Regions from separate parts of the Homo sapiens genome. Here region 2 is linked to region 1. The links are chromatin loops, found by intact Hi-C in ENCODE. Cell type or tissue: PC-3. All regions are shown on one strand. Links, peaks and the distances in the headings refer to the core of each region. The heading gives the core; the rest is flanking DNA. Region 1 overlaps SMYD3 (SET and MYND domain containing 3). Region 2 overlaps SMYD3 (SET and MYND domain containing 3).

What was found. Hi-C counts contacts between places; a loop is a spot of excess contacts. Peaks named below come from ENCODE experiments on the same cell type or tissue, not always from the same donor. Only the 100,000 strongest peaks of a DNase experiment are listed, where the experiment ranks them.
Region 2: it touches region 1 in a loop (8-fold over the local background); 2 of 110 quality-filtered maps call a loop at or near these places.

The regions. Positions count from the first base shown.
Region 1 is chr1:246,140,133-246,145,514 of GRCh38, forward strand. All of the region lies in intron 5 of SMYD3 (SET and MYND domain containing 3), which reads right to left. Among named protein-coding and RNA genes, the nearest start is that of SMYD3-AS1, 34 kb to the left of the region's middle. RefSeq lists an enhancer at 1-557. In PC-3, for the core only: no CTCF peak of the experiment used is centred there; a DNase peak (open chromatin) is centred at 2,429; H3K4me3 peaks cover 537 bases; H3K27ac peaks cover 3,822 bases.
Region 2 is chr1:246,212,733-246,218,114 of GRCh38, forward strand. The region is part of intron 5 of SMYD3 (SET and MYND domain containing 3); the gene reads right to left. Among named protein-coding and RNA genes, the nearest start is that of SMYD3-AS1, 110 kb to the left of the region's middle. In PC-3, for the core only: no CTCF peak of the experiment used is centred there; a DNase peak (open chromatin) is centred at 2,409; H3K27ac peaks cover 1,446 bases.

The DNA.
Region 1 (5,382 bases), core at 213-5,212:
AGAAGACTTGCCAGTAATGGTCAATGAGGTACAAGTGCCAGGTTTCTGCTGAAATGCTTGGTAAAACAGGTAAAAGGATGATGGGTTCTGGGGATCAGGACCTTTCGCTTCAAATTCCAGCTCCACCGCTTTGGATGTGCATTATTTTGGCCCAGACACTTTTCTCTAAGCCTATTTCCTCCTCTGGAAAATTATTAGTGGTATTCATCTTGTACACGTATTCTTTGGGACTAAGAAAAAATGAAAGACTTACACTTTCTAGCAACAATATAAGGTCAACAAATGTTAGCTTTAGTATTAGTACTAGCACCAGTAGTATTAGTACCGCTAGCAGTTACTGCAGCTGTGCAACAGAGAACGGAAGTGTCCACCATCTTCATTGAAGGAACTGCTCCGTGGTGGATTATTTTCCTATTAAAGTTTATACTTTAAAGCATCAAACCTTTTTATCCCGCCCATTTGGAAGGAAATGCTATTTATTTATTTATTATTTTTTAGAGATAGGGGTCTCAATCTGTCACCCAGGCTGGGGTACAGTGGCACAATCACAGCTTACTGCAGCCTCAAACTCTTGTGTTAAAGTGATCCTCCTGCCTCAGCCTCCCAAGTAGTAGGGACTATAAGCACATGCCATCATGCCCCGTTAGAGATGGAGTCTCACTATGTTGCCCAGGCTGCTCTTGAACTCCTGGCCTTAAGCCATCCTCCCCTCTCCGCCTCCTGAGTTGCTGGGATCACAGAACTGAGCCACCAAGCCCAGCTGGAAGGAAATGCGTTTCAAATGCACATCACGGTCACTGGCTTAGCAGAGTGGAGTCTATCTTCCTTGGCAATTCAGGACCATCTTTAGGATCAATACTTACTATCTTATATAACTTATGACAGTAGAGGTATTGTCAGGGGCTACCCAAGTGGGCAGGCTTCATTCAGGTGACCTATCCGTTCAACTGCTATGTTTTTCTTGAAGCTGGTGACTCTGTCAGGAAAACTCAGAACAATTCTCAGAAAGGTTCATAGGACACTAAATGTCTTAGGGTCACATGGAGCTAATACATAAGGGAGCAGTCACTTGAACCCAAAAGTATCTGGCTTGGAAATCAACTCTCTCTAACAACCCATACTGAACTCAGCTGTCACTGTATACACACAACAGAACTGGAAACTCTGCAAAAGATCTAGCAGGATTTGAATTCCACACGATATGAGCAAATGTTGAACAGGGCGACAGGATACAGCTACCAAAAAGCCTAATGGTAAAACAAAGACAAACAATTATTTCTCAAATTTTATCATTTGTACGGATATTCAAAGGAATTTTAATGTCTTAAGCACACCTTGACAGATGGTGCATTCCTATGATTACTTACTTTCATTTTACTGTCCTCAATTCTCTCCTTCACAGTTATGGTAGCCAACAAAAGCAACAGCAGCATAATGTCTATTAAACATGTACAGTGTGCTAGAAACTGTGGTAAGTCCTTTACAGAACCACAGCCCCCCTGAATGTACTCAAAATTCTGCAGTAAATGACTAACATGCCAACGTAAACACATTTAAAAAAAATCTTCATTTAAATTTATTAAACAGTCCAGAATTCATAAAGCAATGTAAAAACATTCAAGATTCCATTTAGTAAACACATCTCCTGGAATACAGCACTAGTTGCTGTTTAAACCCTGGTGATTGAGTTCTATGTTCAGTGGAAGCAGAGTCGAGCTGGAAGCAATGAAAGACTTATTTTGAAACAAAGTTAAGTTTCCTATAAAGAAGTCAAATTATGTTTGGGTTCATTCTCTTTTTCAAAGTTTTCCTCTTCCTTACTCTCACATTTAAGAAATTACCTTTAAGCAAAAAGAACTTGCTCAGAAGATAGCAGTCACTAAGAATCAGGCATCACCGGCCTTGAACCTCAGTATACCACATTCTTTTTTCTTTCTTTAGCACCAGAAGGATACCTCTCTTCTCGATTCAGTAGTCCCCCTTACCCTTAGGGGATACATTTCAAGACCCTCAGTGGGTGCCTGAAACCACAGATAGTACTGTACCCTCTATACTCTATGCTTTTTCTTATACATACATACCTATGATAAAGCTTAATTTATAAATTAGGCACAGAGATTAACAAAAATAATTACTAATAAAACAATTATAATAATATACTATTCACAGTCTCATGGATAGATTCTTTCTTCCTGTAGATCTTAGCAACCTCAGCGTATTTTTTTTTTCTTTCCTTATTAAGTCGGGAACTTTCACCTTTTCACTGAAGGAAGCACTTTACAGCTTCTTTTTGGCATATCCAAATTGACAGCGCTAGTCTTGCACTTTGGGAGCATTATTAAGTCAAATAAGGGTTACTTGAACACAAGCACTGTGAGACTGCAATACTCCATCTGATAACTGAGGGTGACTGCTAGGTGACTAATGGGTAGGTCGTGTATACGCATGGATACGCTTGATGAAAGAATGATTCATGTCCCGGGGGATACGGGATTCCATCATGCTTCTCAGAACAGTGCACGACTGTAAACCTATGAACTGTTTATTTCTGGAATTTTCCATGTAATATTTTTAGACTGTAGTTGACCAAAGGTAACTAAAAGCACAGAAAATGAAACCTCAGATAAGGGGGGCACTGCTGTACTTTCAGTAGAGAGTTCTCGTAAGTATATTGCTCTTTTCTGGACACCTACAAACACAAATTGGCCAGAACATCATGAAGCATGTTTAGTGTGAAGACAAGTAAGAAGGGCTTGGTGATCTTAGTTCCAACCTTTGGCAGCTTCTTCATGGAGATAAACACGAGGGTAGAAAGTTCTGTGCAAGTCTGGCTGTGCAACCAGCCTCTCTTAATTGTGTAAGACCCACATGGAATGGTAAGAAATAATTGCCACCACAATGGACAACAAAATCTCACTAATGTGAATTAACAGGCAAAAAAGCTAACCTGGATTACATTATCTTTTTTAATGGAAATACAGTTGTATATTTAATACACACACACACACACACACACACACACACACACACACAAACATGCATCCTCCAATTAGACTAACAGTGTAGAGGGTCTTGGGACCTGCTTAAAGGATAGGGACTCTTAGTGAATCATGCATTACTGCAAGAAATACGTCTTCCCAAAGGCTTCAAAACAGGTGCCTTTCTTTGTAAGTTTAAACAGTGTCCTTGCAGTCTTGGGTATACAATAGGATTCTAAGTCAGTTCTCTCCATAACACATTTTGAAAGAAAAAAAGTCAAAGCAGGACAGGCATGGTGCTCACACCTGTAATCCCAGCACTGTGGGAGGCCAAGGCAGGTGGATAGCTTGTTCAAGACCAACCGGGGCAATGTGGCAAAATCCCATCTCCACTAAAAATACAAAAAATCAGCCGGCTATAGAGGCATGTGGCTACGGTCCCAGCTACTTGGGAGGCTGAGGTGGGAGGATCACTTGAGCCCACGAGGTCAAGGCTGCAGTGATCCATGATTGTGTCACTGCATTTCAGCCTGGGCAACAGAGCGAGACCCTATCTCAAATCAATCAATCAATCAATCAAAGCAGCACTATATGAATCATCATAAATGTCAAATTAGTAAGGTCTAAATTCTAGATTCTGCTTATTCATGCTTTGGGATCCCAGCCTCTATGCTTCTGGATCCTCCCATCTGTTAGGTCAACACCATTTACCTATATGTCTAGAAGAATGCTCCACTACATCACCTCACAGAAGGGCACAGGATCAAGATATTGAACATTTGATTTAATGCAGAAAAAGTAACTTTCCCAAAGCCTTGTGCTTTCCAGCCAGGCACTCGTTTCCTCACACAACAGCAGCATGGCTAACCAACAGCTTCCAGAAGTACCTGTAAAGATTGATAACTTTAGCTGGAGGAAAAGCTGGAGATTTTCTTCTCCATTCCCTGACTGTACTTATAAGCTACTTACTGCAGCCCGGCAAGGCTCTCCTCACCTGGACGGACAGCCTCCCTGTCGAGCTGACAAGAGCTGACGGATACACCCGCCAGAGGACTACTAAAGATCGGGATGCTGCTACCGCCATGTCCCTGGCACTCTTCAGGGCAAGCCTGGGTACCAATGTCTTCTCTTACTCATGGCAAACACTGACGTGGAACCAGCCTAAAAATTCTAACACAGCCCCTTCTCAATTAAATTTATTGAATGTGTTTTTGGTATTCGAAGCTCATTTTTATGTTTGCAATAATGTCAGTACAACTGATCCATTATTATTAAACTACAGTTTTTAATAAAACTCCATTTCACCATAACATCTAAAATACTGCAGCTGAACTTGATTAATTATACCCTAGAAGAAAGTAATAACAGATTTCCCTATTTCAAATACAAAATGGGAAGCTCCTGTTTTATTCTTCTAATTATATGAGAATGGGCAAAGTAATATACCCTCCCTGTCAACAAATTTCAGAAACTTGCTTTTATCTTTTTATTTTTCCTCCAGTCAGAGTCCTTGTTAATGACAGGAGCATATCATAATTTAATTAGCTGACACCAACTGGCAATCTACCCACTTCTTTTTAATTGGAATCATTTCATAGAACTATCCATAAAGGCCCATTTTGCATAACTAATAACCTTCATAAACAAGACCTTTGGAAAACTGCTGACTTTAATGGAAAGAGATAAAACACTTGGACACAGGCACCATGTTCCCACTTCACAGAAGACTAGGGACACAGAATTTACTCTGCAATGTATATAACAGAGCTAATTCAGGAAGCACGAATCGGGTTTCCCGGATCTGGATAGCAAAAAACTTCCAGAAAGTCAACTTCCCCACCGCCTCACGAAAGCATCCTAATAGTTTTGTATAGTGGAAAGAACACAGGCTTGAAAATCTGAATTTGTCTTTCTTCTTTCTTTAGACAAGGTCTCACTGTGTTGCTCAGGCTGGAGTACAGTGGCTATTCACACACTCAATCATAGTAAACTATAGCCTTGACCTCCTGGGCTCATGGGATCCTTCTGCTTTAGCCTCCTGAGTTACTGAGACTACACATGCCTGGCTCAGATGCAAATTTTAATCTGAGCTACAATGTGACCTTGATCAAGTTCAGAAACTTCTCTGAGCTTCTGGTTCTTATTTGCAAAATGAAAGCGGTATAACATCTAACTCAAAAGGCTGTCAGGAATATTAGTTATAATGTATGTAGTGTCAGCAGCGAATAGCTCAATAAATAGCTTTTATTCTCCCAATTATTACATATTAAATTTGACTAATAATACTGAATTGTTGGGATCATATTAGATAATTTTGTGCAAGTGCTTAGACAATTAAAAGGCAATATAGGCATCTGAGCTTCACTGGATTAAAGACAAGTTTTAAAGTGCTGTTCTTACATTT
Region 2 (5,382 bases), core at 253-5,252, 73 kb after region 1:
TAGACCAGCAGTTTTTCATTTCCATAAAGATCTAATAAATTTGGTTAATATTTTCCACAGAGAATAGCTGTAATGAAAGCATAAAATTTAAGTTAATCTAAACAACAAATATGTACCAAGCACAAGGCATACAAATGTAGACAGGACGTTCTTGGGTTATGAGAAATGGATTTCAGTAACTTGCTCTCCCTTCAGTGTCCTTCCAGAAGATATGGGGCCTTCAGGTACAGCATTTCTCTGGTGTCAGAATATATAGTCTGTCTACAAAAGGAGCTCTAGTATCATCCAGGGCAGGTGATGACACTGTCTACAACTGCTAACCCTCTACCATCAGATAAACTAAAGAGTGAAGGATGCAGAGAAATGAATAAAATTAAAAGAATTCTGTCAAGGGAAATTAGTATTCTTTCAACCTTCCTCAATCTCATATGATGTCGACACAGATACACAGGATATCACATGCTCTTTTTGTCAGTTACCTGTGACTATGGATGCTGACAAAAGCACTTTTCTAAACCCAAACACCAAGGGCCAGACTTTCCAATGCTTACACAGCAGCATGTATGTTAATACCTGCATTATCAAAGGAGGAAACTGAAGATTTGGAATGGTGAAGTACATTGGCTAGGGTCCAGCTCATCCGCAAGAAGACAAAACTCCAGTGAGTTTTGAGTCAGGTTATCTCCTAAGTCCGTGTTTCCACCATTATAGCACATATGATCTTTGAGAAAATGGATAGGAGAAAGGCACCCATTGCAAAGGAATAACATGAGCAAAACAGAGCAGCAGAAGTCAACAGAACATTCTCAGGCCCTGCACACCCAAGTTTGCTAGAACAAGGGCAGGGGAACACTCAGCTACCTGGTTTGTTCACCCAACCTGCCCTGTCTACTGCACTTCCACGCCAGGACAGTGGCCCTGTTCAAAGGTCAAAACCAGTCCCACTCTGATGCTCCCCTCCCTGGCTCCATTCTCACTTCAGCATGATGATCTTCTCATGGTCCCTGAGAATATCTTAGCATCTGTAATGGCCATCGGCCATTGAGTAAATCCCAGTTTTAAACTTGCCTATAAAGAACGAACTTAGTGTGCTTTTCTGCTGCTTTCTCTCATTGAACACAGTTCTTTCTCTTCCTTCAAGAAGAACCTTTCTGAAGCACCTTGAATTTCCTAGTTTATAATCTCTGTGAACTCCTGCTATCAAGAGCTCTGCAGAGCTAGCTTCCATAACCTGTCCTCTTTGGTGACTCTCTCGTAACACCAAAAGCTCCCTTCTAACACCAACAGGCAAAAGATGGTCATGGTTTAATATTTTAGGTACTGTTCCAGAATTAGCCAGACTGTGGTTCTTAATGTTTGCATCTGTTTGTTTACAGAAATGGTGGTATTGATCTAATGGAACACTGGAACTTGGTCTTTACAATGGCAAGTTGTGGATGATAAGGTTGAAAAAGACAAGAGAGGAGTCTAGAAATCCAGTCAGAGATTAGATTTCACATCCCAGGTCACAAAATGGTAGGGAGATAATACATTTGTGAAAGCTTTATTTGGTAAAAGAATGCAAGATAACCAAAGAGGAGACAAATGTCATAGCAATCCAGCTATGAGTTGTGTACTCTGTGCTGGAATGGTAAACCAAGCATGGCAAGATATCTCAAAGGAAAAATGAACAGAACTGTCAATTAACTGTATATGAGGTAAAACAAAGGAAAAAAGACAAAGAGATGAGTTTTGAAACCAATATGTTGAAGCTCATAGTATCAGCTCATTTATTTAAGTGAAATATATGAAGGAATTGTTTAAAATAAAAACCAAGGAATTTTTAAAATAGCATGCCAAAGTAAGTAAATACATAATAAGTATGCCTCCAAGAAGTAAGGCTAAGAGAGAAACCAATTTAGATCAGTGGCCTCTTTCAGGAAGAGAGAAGGTTCTGCCCTATCCAGCATTTTCTATAAGGACAAGAGAAAATATTTTTTCAGTCTTCCAAAGACAGCTACCGGAATATTTAGGAACAGTCCTAAAAATCAAGAAACAGAATCTTCTGAATATGGAGGAATGATCATTAAAACAAAGAGGAATGGAGAATAGCAAAGCCATTTTGCAGCTAAACTTGCTGAGCCCCAAAATTATCCACTCATGTTTATGTTAGCAGTACTATAAAACTTATATATATGCTCTATTATCAAATACATTTTTCCACTTTCTAGTAGGTAAAATTCATGGAAACACTTAATTTTCTTTATTTATGCAGATTTTTACCTCTCTAAAAAATGCTGCTGCTGAGCTTTCTATTTTTGTTCATTCCAGTTGAAATGCGATGATTCATCGGTCATCACCACAATGGCCACACGCATGTGGAAGAGAAGCTCATGATTCTAATCTGCACAGTTGCTGGCGGCTAGATATGCCTAAAGAGGATGTGAAACAGCAGCTTCACTTCCAATGGAGATCCGGACAGTAATAAAACAGTTTCGCAATCTCTTCACTAAATACATCTTTGTTTGCATGGTCTATGTATATTGTCATGGGGCAGGTGCAGGAAAATATAAAATATACATATTTAAAATCCTACTGAGCTGCTGTGAAGTCAGTGACAAAGAAAAACACACACACGCTGGGGCTTCATGCATGTAGTTAAATAAATAACTTTGAGATCATCAAAAAGAGTCAGCACACCCATATTTCTTACTTGGCGCTCATTACTGTTCAAAGACACCATTTTTTTTTAATGCTGAGCCATCTTAAAACTTTGTCAGGCAACATTAAATTCTTCAAGTCTTAAGCCCTAAAGAAAGTTACCAGTAATGGGCAGTAACATTAAGTTAGCTTTGCATTTAAGAAAAAATATTTATCCATCTGCCTTCTCCCACAGAGTACTTTGGATCACTCTCAGTGGCCATCGTTCTCTGTCCTGTCTTCATGCAGCTGGGCTGAGCAGCAGCATGCCACAGAAAGGGGCCAGCGGAACTCAACTGTCCAAAGAAATGTCCAAACTGCTTCTGTTACGTAAAGCCAATGTCACTTTCCTTTTTTAAAGGAAGCCCTGGGGTGTAATCCTGCCTGAGATGAGTCCACTGACACGACAAAAATCTAAAATGTGTAACTATTTGGAGGAAAGTCAGTGTGTATCTTCCACTTGAAAGGTATAATTCCTTAAAAGGGACATAAAAATATTTTTTCTATTGTATACTCTAACAGTCAATAACTCACAAGGAAACCGAATAGAGAGCGAAAGATGGAGCACTCTGGACTAATGTGAAAAACAAACTCAAGGCCGGGCACGGTGGCTCACACTTGTAATCCCAGCACTTTGGGAGGCCAACAGGGGCAGGTCATGAGGTCAGCAGTTCAAGACCAGCCTGGCCAACATGGTGAAACCCCGTCTCTACTAAAAATACAAAATTAGCCAAGCGTGATGGTGCACACCTGCAATCCCAGCTACTCAGGAGGCTGAGGCAGGAGAATCGCTTGAACCCGGGAGGCAGAGGTTGCAGTGAGCCGAGATAGCGCCATGGCACTCCTGCCTGGGCAGTAGAGTAAGACTCCATTTCAAAAAAAAAAAAAAACTCATAAGCAGACTTCAGGAAAATGCCAAACAATAAAATACATCTCCATATTGGACAATATGGTGACCCCAACAACCCAGATAGACGCACTGACAAATATCTTCTAAATGCATCAGTACATTGTTTGTACCCTCATTTGGGGAAAAATATGCAAAAAAGATACCTAGGAACAAGTGGGAAAATCTGATATGGATTAGGTATTACAGAAAATATTAGAGAATTGTTACTAATTGTCTAAGACGTGCTATGGCATTGTTATAAAAGAGAACGTCTTTGTTTTTAGAATGCTAACAATTGATGAATCTAGGTGCTAAATTTCTGGTTGTATTCCTTCACCTTTTCTGCATTATTGAAAATATAATAAAAAATGAAGAAAAATAAAGGCATAAAAGAAGTTGTATTTAAAAAGAGAACATTAAAATAAAATTCATGATTTAAGTGATAAGAAAGAAATATCCTTAGAGTATTACAGTCAAGTAAAGATACCAGGCCAGTAAGTAAACTCTGAAGCTAGCTTTCTCACTAGAAACATTTAGCTAACCTGAGGATCCTGAACTTTCCCCTTGACGGAGACGTGGGCACAAAGCACTGGAGGCTGTGTGTGGGCCTCATCCAGACTGGAAAGTCTAAAACCAAACTCCTGAACAGACCTAGGATTTTCCAAGGACTATATGCTGTGAGTTAGAATCACTGTAAATTACAAAAAATCTATTCCACACAAGGGAGAGCAAAGAAGTTCTCAATCTAGACCCTAAATACTGGACAGAGGGGGATAATTTTTTTCTAGACTCATAAGCAGAAGTTGGCATCTAACCAAGCTTGTAGCCTAAATTTATATTATCTTTGTGGGAGAAGAAACCTCAAGCCCAGAAATTAACCTGAGCAGGATCCAAGGTTGTTAATGCCTTAGTTATCCATCAAAACAAAAGGCAAATTCACTCAGGGTGAATACACCTTCAATCCAGGCCTCAAAGAATTTCTAAAGAGTGTGAACTTACAGCTTAAAAAACAAAATCACAAGCCAGGGTAACGTAGGGAGACCCTGTCTCTACGAAAAATTAACTGGGCGTGGTGATGTGTGCCTATGGTCCCAGCTACTTGGAAGGCTGGGATGGGAGGATCGCTCGAGCCCGGGAGGCAGAGGTTGCACTGAGCCGAGATTGTACAACTGCACTCCAGCCTGGGTAATAGACCAAGACCCTGTCTCAAAATATAAATAAACTAAAAATTCTCACAAAGAAAACAAAGAAACAAAGATCAGTGAACAAGACTCAGCAGAAGTATTATATTGCTGAATCAACTCACAAAGAGTTTCTAATTTGGTATTATCAGAATTTAAAGTAAATATGTTTAAGATGTTTAAAGGAATAAGAGATTGAAAATATGAGGAAGGATAAAGAAAATTTTTTAATGTCTAGCTAGGAAAAAAAATACCATCTAGAAATGATAAATATAATTGTAATTAAAGTGCTAATGTAAAAATTGGCAACAGTTTTTAAATCCCACAATGTCAAATGCTGGTGAAGATGGTTCAGTACGAATGAAGTCAACTTTCAGAAACAATTTGACATTATCTAGTGAAGTTGCAATAAGCATACTCATGGCCCAACAATTCCATTACAAGTTATATATCCAAGAAAAACTCCTGTACATGTTCAATGGAAGATAAATACATGAATGTTCATGGCAATGATATGTGTAACAGTTAAAAACAGAAAATAAATAAACTATGGTACATTCATAGAAAACAATACAGCGATAAAACTGAATGAGTTGCAGTTACATGACCATCACGAATAAATCTCAGAATACT